2 separate regions of the Homo sapiens genome follow, and region 2 is linked to region 1. Evidence: read pairs that join two places in POLR2A ChIA-PET (ENCODE). Cell type or tissue: PC-9. All regions are shown on one strand.

What was found. Peaks named below come from ENCODE experiments on the same cell type or tissue, not always from the same donor. Only the 100,000 strongest peaks of a DNase experiment are listed, where the experiment ranks them.
Region 2: POLR2A ChIA-PET joins it to region 1 with 9 read pairs; 7 of 35 experiments call an interaction of 5 or more read pairs at or near these places.

The regions. Positions count from the first base shown.
Region 1 is chr18:44,819,998-44,824,997 of GRCh38, reverse strand. The region is part of intron 2 of SETBP1 (SET binding protein 1); the gene reads right to left. Among named protein-coding and RNA genes, the nearest start is that of SETBP1, 140 kb to the right of the region's middle. In PC-9, no CTCF peak of the experiment used is centred here; a DNase peak (open chromatin) is centred at 2,877.
Region 2 is chr18:44,683,751-44,688,750 of GRCh38, reverse strand. All of the region lies in intron 1 of SETBP1 (SET binding protein 1), which reads right to left. Among named protein-coding and RNA genes, the nearest start is that of SETBP1, 5.4 kb to the right of the region's middle. In PC-9, no CTCF peak of the experiment used is centred here; a DNase peak (open chromatin) is centred at 2,440.

The sequences.
Region 1 (5,000 bases):
ACTCCACTCTACCGGGAGCAGAGGTGGGAAGCAGCTACTCCAAGTAAGAGCAGGAGAGGAGCAGTCGCCATGGCTGCAGCAAGACCAAGACTTTGCTCCTTTATCTTCCTGCTTCAGGATTTCCCTCCCTTACCTACTTGCTACGATGACCCACTCCCTTTCTTCATCTGCTTCCCTAGGCAATCACCACTTCCTTCCCTTCCTATTGCTCTCTTTCTTCTGCCCTCCATTTTCCTTCTCTTCCCATCCCCTTCTTTTTTTCAATTGCATTAAAAGGGCAATTCCCTGGGGAAAAGAAAAAGAGGAGACAGCCAAAAGGTTGTAACTTGTCATTTAGAAAATTATTCTGCTAATGTTGAATATTAATGGGTCTTTTAAAATGAAAGATACACACCTCTGGCAGTGTTATGTTACACCGTCAGAAATATAGAGGCGCAATCAGGAAATCCATCAGCAAATACCTTTGGAGCATTTACTTTATGCAAGAACTGGGTTAGTGAGGTGATATTGTTAAAATTATGAATAAATTTTAATGTGGACCCTTACCACAGAGAGAATAGAATCGAGTGAGATATACACATATGCCACATTCAATAACCCAAGTGAATCATACAAAACCCTATATAGATCCCATGTTATGTGCAGTAAATAAGCAGGTATCAGGGTAGAGTGCTAGAGACTAGATGGGCACCACCGAACTCTCAGAGGCAGGGTGCACTGTTGGGTGGGCTCAAGGAAGGGTAGCTTGAGATGAGCTCTGAAGGATGGTTGAACTTTGCAGAGAAGCAGCAGAAGAGAGCTGCAGCCTTAAGATTTATGCCCCTGCCCTACCCCCACCAAACACAGACACATAACACAGATGCATATGCATGCACACACACACAGGCAGCCACTTCTCAAGTCAAGGTAACTGGTCTTAAGATTTGGGCAGGAGTGAAAAGAAGTTTGAATGGAGGTTAGGGTGAGAATGAGTAATGTCTCCTGTCAAGACACTGAACAGTCATCCTCACAGCCACCTGGGATTACTGCCATGGTTGGTATGAAGCCAAAGTGCTCATACATGAAGGATTCACCAACTATTGTTTTCTCTTAAATTCAACTAATCCCATAACCAAATGGTTTTAACCTCACTGCTCACCTCAAGAACTTACCACAACTAAGCAGAACAATGAGGGTGGGAATGAAAGGAGTAAAATCATTTCTTATTTGTGAATCAAGGGGACTGATCTCACAGATCTTTGGCTCTCCTATATATATCATCCCCCTTTCTACTGCTTTGCCACTTTAGCTAATAAAGATTATTTCTATTTCTTTATTGCACAAAAGCCCCAGGTCTCATAAACAAGGGGTCTGCTCTGCATCGAGGTTTGAACTTCCTTGACCTGAGCATAAGTCCTGTTCTAGAATATTTTTCTCCCGGTATGTGGGAGTCCCTAAGTCAGCAGCTCGTAAGCCTGAATAGAAGTGAGTCCTCATCACAGAGCAAGTGTTTTCAGCACCAAATGATAGAGCTAGGCATAAGAAATAAATGCCACCTATTTCCTGCTGAATCATTTATTTGCTTTCTGAAAATATAACTGCTTATTGTTAGAGCAGAGAGGGAGAAGCTATCATTGGTTTTTGTTTCATTTGGTATTTTCCTTCAGATGGATGAAAGCATGGATCTTTTTCACTAGTATCACCTGTAAGAAAACAAATCCAGGGATATCTATTTCTTTTTATTCTGTTAAATGCTAAAAGCTTGCAAGTAACCAGTATCCACTCTAAGATTTTGACTCTGCTGGATATTTTGTGTAAGCAGTAGTCTATTTTAATTAATAAGACATGAAGAGCTAGGCAAAGATAAATTCTCTCTTATTCCTTTTTTTTGGAGAAGTCTCACTCTATCGCCTAGCCTGGAGTGCAGCAGCATGATCTAGGTTCACTGCAACCTCCACCACCTGAGTTCAAGTGATTCTCCTGCCTCAGCCTCCTGAGTAGCTGGGATTACAGGCTAACACCACCACATGTATTTTTTGTAGAGATGGGGTTTCCCCATGTTGGCCAGGCTGGTCTCAAACTCCTGACCCTCTGGTGATCCGCCCACCTCGGCCTCCCAAAGTACAGGTGTGAGCCACCGTGCCCAGCCAATTCTCTCTTATTTCTATACTCCATTGAAAACAACTGTAATTGTTGACTTTCAACTACATGTATATGTGTACTAGTGGGGAGGTGAGATTGGGGGCACCTAAGTCAGAGGCCCAGGTTTTCAATAGTGGAATAGCCATTGTCATATGCTACCTGTCAAAACCATAGCTTCTCCATGTAGCTGCCATAGGGAGCAAGTTTCAGTTCAGTATCTTTAGCGGAGGCAGTTGAAGAGTGAGGCTAATTGGTGAATAGGGTTAGCAGAACGAGCTGCAAAGAGTTGCAATCTAACTTCTAACCTAATCATCTACGCATCTTCCCTATGGCAGGTGGTTAATTTCTAAAGGAAATTTTGGGATGAACAGCTAAAGAATTTAAACACCCTTTACTCCATGACATTTTGATTGGATCTTATTTGCCAGTCAGTGGTTAAATGTCAACTATCAATAATTTTAGAAGGCAAATTTAAACTGATGAATATTTATGTGCAAGACACCACTAGATGGTATGAAAAATAAAGAAGGGGATAAGACATGGTCACTCTCAGAAACTTCTAACTTCCCAAATACTGCCTGGACTGCTGATGATGAAGGACTTAGGGATAGACCACACTGACCTTCAATAACTTTCTTCTCAAAATGGGAGTGCTTGGTCAAACTAAAGAGCTACAAATGAAGACAGCAAACATTCTCCCTAAATCAGACATGGAATTCGTGTTCCAGACTGGATTATTCCATTCTGCAGAACAAAAGTCACTGTTGTACAAATAAACAGAGTCACTCAGTCAACAAATGCTGATTGAACACTAGCAGGAAATCAAAGAAATAAAGGGAGAGACAAGTGAGAATTTAATCAGTAGAGAGGAATATCCTTTAAATAATGGCTTCAGAGAACCCCAGCCCCTTCTGCCTTCCTGCTCCAGCAGCACCACACAAGAGGGGCTGTGCTGTCACAGATGTGGGGTACAGCTCTTGACAGCAGGCGTTCCTAGCTACGGACAGCACACAAGTCCCCAGGTACACCAAGGAGACCCAGGTCCTTGCTAAACAGCTCTGATTCTGAGGAAATTCTTTTGAATACTCAACTGAAACCTGCTTCTTTGTAGCTTCCACCCATGAGTCTTTCTTTCCCGCTGCAATAACAGATATTAAGGAATCAGTCTATGTTGATACATTCAACTACAATACAAGCACTTATTTAACACTCAGCTGTGTGTCAGGAACAGGGGATAGGCAGGGGTATATAAAGTCTTTGAGAAACCAGGGGGAGAAGAAAGGTACATAAACAAGACAATAAAATGGAATTAATACTCTGTTAGAAGGATGCCTAAAGAGGCATGGGTCCAGCCATGGGTGAGGTAGTGACCATTCTGCACAGGGGAGAAAGTGCCATTTAAGTTTAGAAAGTCTCTGGACAAGCCAATTCTGAAAGAGCATTTGAGGCAGAGGTAGGGCCCCGCAAGGATGTATAGGGACACAGAAAGACAAAGAATGTCTGAGGAAATCCAGGAGACTGATGTGACCATAATGACAGATGCAAAAGGAAAGAGACGCACCAGCAAGAGCCTCAATTCCACCTTCCAGAGTTTGGATTTAATTCTGTAGAGGACAGGGAGCCAGTAGGGCCTGTTAAGCAATGCCTTTGCTGGAAGGTGGGCAGAGAAGGAGTTAACGTCCTGATTTCACGTATGAAAACAACAGTGGCACAAAGAGATTATGCCTGAGGCCACTCAGCAAGAGAGGTCTGGAACACAGGTCTTCCTACCCCCAACCTAGACTGCTTTCCACTAACCCATGCTGTTTCCAGAGTCAATACATCTTTGTGGGAAGCAATATATTTCTTTGGATATCCTGTGGGGAGCAAGATCCTTACCTGCCAATAAGGAACTGTAATCCTCTTACTTCAATGAAAGGAAATGTTACTTTGATGGCTCCCAAGCTACCAAGTATACATTTCTATCAAGTCACTTACCACAATGTCATTGTGACTCTTTATCCATCTTCCTTTTCCCACTAAATTGTGAGCTCCTTGAACTCAGAGACTACATCTTCAATCAGTCCATAAGACAAGTGTTAACTGAGCAATTTCCATGTGCCAGGCACTGTGCTAGACATGGAATATTTCCACCGTAAGTGATCAAGACATGATCTCTGCCCATTGTGGAACTGGAATCATTCCAACCCTGCATTCCCAGGAAGTGAGCACAGGATTGACATTTCAGAAAATTGTGTGGATGACGAAGTGAGGGAGCTAGTAGAGTTGCACTATTTTCCTCCAGTATGGAGGGTCTCTGAAGCTGTGCCCTGTGCCTGCACAGTTTGTAAAGGAGAAAAGAACCCCAGGTCTCAATCTTGGTCCCCATCCCCCACCCACCACCATTCAGAAATATAAGGCTTAGGACAGAGACATACACCAGGCTGGACCTCACAGTTCCCGCCCACATAGAGGACCAGCAGGTGCTAGATCTCTCAGCATTTGATGGCCAGGAAAGTACCCAGTCAAAAGCTACAAGAGTTAGGAAACAGATGATGTCTTCACTCCATTCTGGTGTCCTCCCCCAGAACATTTACACCTGCCAACCAACTGGTGTGATTGAAAAAATGAATGCCCTAAAACAGGGAGTTGACTAGGCTGTAGGTTCAGCACTGTGATTCCAAACCCAAATCCCAGCCATGTGACTGCCTGCCCGCCACGTGGCGCTCAGCTGGGTGGCTCCAAGCCCAGCCTGGGCTGCCCTGGTGAGGAATGTCCCCCTACTGAGCTGGCCAGAAAGGGCTGCCAGCAAGCGCTGCCACTCCTCATAACCAGCCAGTCTCCCAAAGCTGCCAGGACAGGCAAGCCTAGTACAACTTCCAGTTGTCTGTTCCTTCCAC
Region 2 (5,000 bases), 140 kb after region 1:
CCAGGCGCGGTGGCTCATGCCTGTAATCCCAGCACTTTGGGAGGCCGAGGCAGGCGGATCATGAGGTCAGGAGTTCGAGACGCAGCCAGGCCAACATGGTGAAACCCCGTCTCTACAACAAATATAAAAAATTAGCTGGGCATGGTGGCGGGTGACTATAATCCCAACTACTTGGGAGGCTGAGGCAGGAGAATTGCTTGAACCCAGGAGGTGGAGGTTGCAGTGAGCAGAGATCGTGACAGTACAAGACTTCATCTCAAAAAAAAAAAAAAAATCAAAGGTCTCATTGCTCAAATAACAATAGGTCACAGAAAGAGACACCAACAACTGTACAGGACTTGCCACGCAGATTTCATTAGTCTGCTACAAGCACATTGGTGCTCCCACTGCTTCTGATGGGCTACTAAGTTGGTTCCATCAAATTCAGCTTCCCCATCTCAACCTTTCTCCAAGCCACAAATTCAAACTCCAAGAAGCTCCTTTCCACTGACAGAACTGAAAATCATTGGCAGATAAAAGGAATAATGAAGAAATTGCTGTTTACTAAATTTGGCTAACAATATTGCATGCTCCTTTTTCATCCCAAATCCTTTACTAGATCCTGGGTTAAAAGCAATTGCAGCATTTCAGTGGCTTAAAGAGGCTTCCTCTTCCTAAATATCCAACCAGTATGCTCCCAGGTGCTTCATCAATCCCACAGAACTTTTACAGCACCTTAGGCCAAAGCCCAATTTCCTTGATCCTACTCCAACCCAAATCAAAGGCTCTGGTTTTGCAGACTGTGGGTCACCGTATCTGATCTCAGAATGCACACAAACCAACCCATTAGCTATTATTGAACACAGGCTGCAATGTGGCTGGGCAGACCAGGTGCTATGGGGATGGAGAGGACACCTCAGGAACCCAGGCATGGCCCTAGACTTCATGATCTTTAGAATCTACATGGAGAAATGACATCCAGCCCACTAGATCCATGACATGAGTGAAGTATCCATAGCAGGGTTTCCAGATGCCACCTGACAGGAAGCAGCAGCAAAGCTCAACTACAGAATACATTCTGGACTTCCTAGAAACTGTCTTTGTCTGTTCCATCTCCCTTGATTCAAGTCAGTTATTTTACCAAAGAGAACCAATTCAAAACAGATGTGGGTAATTTAATCCCTTTCTTCCTTCCACATTACTCTTAGTGGTATGTCCTCACATTCAGCTCACCATTGCCTCCTCTCCCCTTCCCTGTCCTCCAAGACTGACTCCACTGTTCTAATAAGTGCTCCCCCCAATTCTATTTACCCCAGGGCACCACCTTCCCTTTCTGTAACTCTTTCAACCCATCAAACATTTAGCAAAGGGCATTAATCCTCAGTGGGATTGGTTTGGACAGTTGTTGGCGGCGCCATTAAAGGGGTTTGAGGAGCTCTGACCTTTAAGAAATCCTTAACATTCCTAGGACACCTCTAGCTATAGAATCACAGAATTTTAGAAGGGACACTCTATACCACTCCAAACTTTTTTACTGTACAACAGTAGAAAGGCAATGTAGCTTGTCCCACATCATATGCTAATAGATGTGAGCCCAGGCTGCTTTCTGCCTCAGCCTTCTTGACCTCTTAGGCCAACTAGTTGCACCCGGCCTCCTCAGCCTTCTCTGTTTTCCACTGTGGCCAGGCTCACTCCATCACTGAAGAGCGGAAAAGCACTTGGACTTCAGCAACAAAGATGACTGTATGGTTAAGTGCCAAAATGAGCAAGATGGACAAAAAATACAATTGGAATTTTCAGAGAAAGTCAAGGGCTATGTGTGTTAGAGTCACAATGAGACTCCAGTAGGCACTATTATTATTAACAAATATTTGATGATTGAATGAGTGAATCGGTGACTGAAAGGATGCACATGTGGTAAAATATGCTTAACTCTTAAACTTTAAGGGAGAAACTTTTGGGTGATTACCCCCGAAAGGTAGCCAAAAATATAAAAAGCAATTATTATTGGCTTAAAGTAGTTATTATTCACACTGTCTAAGGGGCCCTCACTGTGTTGCTTCATAATGCAGAGTGTTAATACACCTTAAACAACATTGACTTTCAATATTCTATCTCTTCATAAATGCTGTGATTCATTCAGGAAACAAAAAATCATTCATAAATAAGGTTCAGGGCTGTGTGGGAAAACTTCTCCCCTTTTTCAAGGGCTCAGAGCTTGGAGGGGGTAAGTGATAACAAACAGCAAGGCAGCATAAGTGGGGTGCCTTGCTCTGGGAACTGGGGATGAGGAGCTGAGAGCTGGGAAGAAGGAACTAGTTAGCTCCCACAGAGGAGGCTGGGTGCAACTAGCTGGCCACCTGGAGGTGACAACACAGAGACAGCTGAGGTGTGGAGGCAGGAAGATGTTCAGAATGTCCAGAGTCAGTGAAGAAACCAGTCTGACAACACAGCCTGGGGCATATTGCATAAAATTGGGGTTCACTCGAGAACACTGCAAGGTGCCTGCTGCAGGCTGCCAGGCAGGGCAAACCAGCTCTCATGAGAAAGGGTAAAAGGAGGGACACAGAAGAGTCAGGGAACAAATGAGCTGTGAAGAACTTTCCTGATTCTGGAGAACTTACTGGATTTGCTGGGACAGCGGCAACGCTGCTATTAGTTCTTTTCTTTAGAGGGGCTAGAAATTCTGTCCTGAATGCCATTGCTTAAGTATTGTGGTTTCTTGATGGAGAACCTCCCCCTCATTCTCTCCACTTCGCCTCCCCTCCCTGTGTGTTTGCACATCTTTTTCCTTTTTTCTTGCTGATCCTTAACTCAAAGAGCATTTCCTGAGCACTGGGACATCTTTGAGTCCAACTGGATACCACCTGAGACTTTGAGCCTCAAAAAGCACATGGCATAGTAGGCATCTAATAATTCAATATATACAGTTATATGGACATCGGTTGAATTATTAGAACACGAGGAGCCCTTGTGGGCATTTCTGATCATTCCAAGGGGTTATTAATTGCTGGGCTATGGCAACAATAATCCCAGGCACCAGTTTCCAGGAGGCAGCATGGAAATCCTCCCAGAGTTCAATTACAGAAATTAGCTGGTATTATTTAATCCTCATAACCCCCGTGAAGTAGGCAGGGTAAGCATCTTTATCTTTATTTTACTGATTAGGTTCCGGAGGCTCAGAGAGGTTAACTGACTTGCCAGGGGTCATTTAACTGGGAAGTACAGGGACACGATCCAAAGAGGATCTTGTCACTTCAGATGTGAGGCTCTTCACACTTTGCCACAGCCGTCTGGCCCCAGGTTGGCCACCAACTTGTGTCATTTCAGGCAACCCAGTGTATCAGTTGCCTCATCCTCTAAACGGAGATAAAATGCTTATCTGGCCTTCCTCCTTAGGAGAATCAAGGGGGCGGAAGCCATATAAAGATATTTTTGAAAAGAACAAAATGCCATGCATATGAAAGGGGGTATTTTTGGTGGGAAAAGATAAGTTGGACCAAGGAAACATTTTTCCAAGCTAACAAAGTTCTAAAACTCTTATCTGCTCACCATTCATCCCCTATTCCTCCTCAGCACTTGGAGTGGCACAGCCTCTGCCTACCTGAGGGTCAGCTCAGCTGGCTTTGCCTACACTTGTTCTACCTGGGTCTGCTGATCATTAACCATCATGGGCTCCTGGGAGGGGGTGGCAGCTACCTCCCAGAGGATCCTATGGACTTCAGGGCTGCTCACATTCTTTACCTGGTATCATTTGCTATGAACAGGGTAGGAAGTCAACTGCTGGTTTCTAAGCTAACGGCCATTAAAAAATAATGGTTCCTCGGTCGGGCGCGGTGGCCCACACCTGTAATCCCACCACTTTGGGAGGCTGAGACAGGTGGATCACCTGATGTCCGGAGTTCAAGAGCAGCCTGGCCAACATGGTGAAACCCCGTCTCTACTAAAAATACAAAAATTAGCCAGGCATGGTGGTGGGTGCCTGTAATCCCAGCTATTTGGGAGGCTGAGGCAGGAGAATCACTTGAACCCAGGAGGCAGAGGTTGCAGTGAGCCAAGATCACGCCACTGCACTCCAGCCTGGGCAACAAGAGCGAGACTCTGTCACAAAAAATTAATTAATTAATTATTTAATGGTTCTTCAACCTTAGATGGTACCCTCTAATGGGCAAAAAAAAAAAAAAAACCTTCTAAAAACAGCTGTTCTGGACTGAACCTACGAAACTTCTAAATCAGAACAGTAAGGACCAGAAGCTTCAACTCAGTGATCTACAATTACAGTCCTCCAAAACCTTCTCCAGCCCCAGTGTGATGTATCTCAGGGGGGCATCAAAATCTAATAGAAAGTTCGGTAAAAAGGGAAAACGAAAACTCAGAGCTAAGCAAAAATGTAGATTGGCATCATCTTTCTGCATTCACGAATTATAGTCTGTGGACATCCTGGTGTTTTCTTTCCTGCACTTTTCAGGTATATGGCAGGCCAAAGTATGTGCAACTTCATGAAGAGTTTGTAAAACACCTGGGTTGCCTTTAAAAACCACTCTAAAAGAAGCCCAAACTTATGGCCCAAAACATTTTGGGAAACTCACTAGGTTTCAACATATGCCACAGGATAGGAATGGAATTGGATTGTTTTGCTCCCTTCACAGGAACCCCAGGACCAGACAAAATGATGTGCAGCAAGACCTCTGTGAGGCTTCCTTTCTTCAACCCAGTGCTGCTAACCCTCCAGGGCAGCCTCCTGTGCTCCCACCACCAGCCTCTGGTAGGACTCTCACATACACTGAGTCCCTGAACAAACTCAATAACACCATCCCATTTTTAAAGCACTGCAACTCCTCCTTACAATACTAATGTGTTCATAATAATTTGCCCCATTCTTCTGGCAGGAGCAAAACTGAAGCAACTTGAAATGCCATCAGCAAAAAGTTATTTATTTCCCATTCCTGAGCATCAGAGAAAACAGGGTTTCATTGGCTGGATCTGCCTTCAATAGCTTTCTGGTTTCAATTTAAACTTCA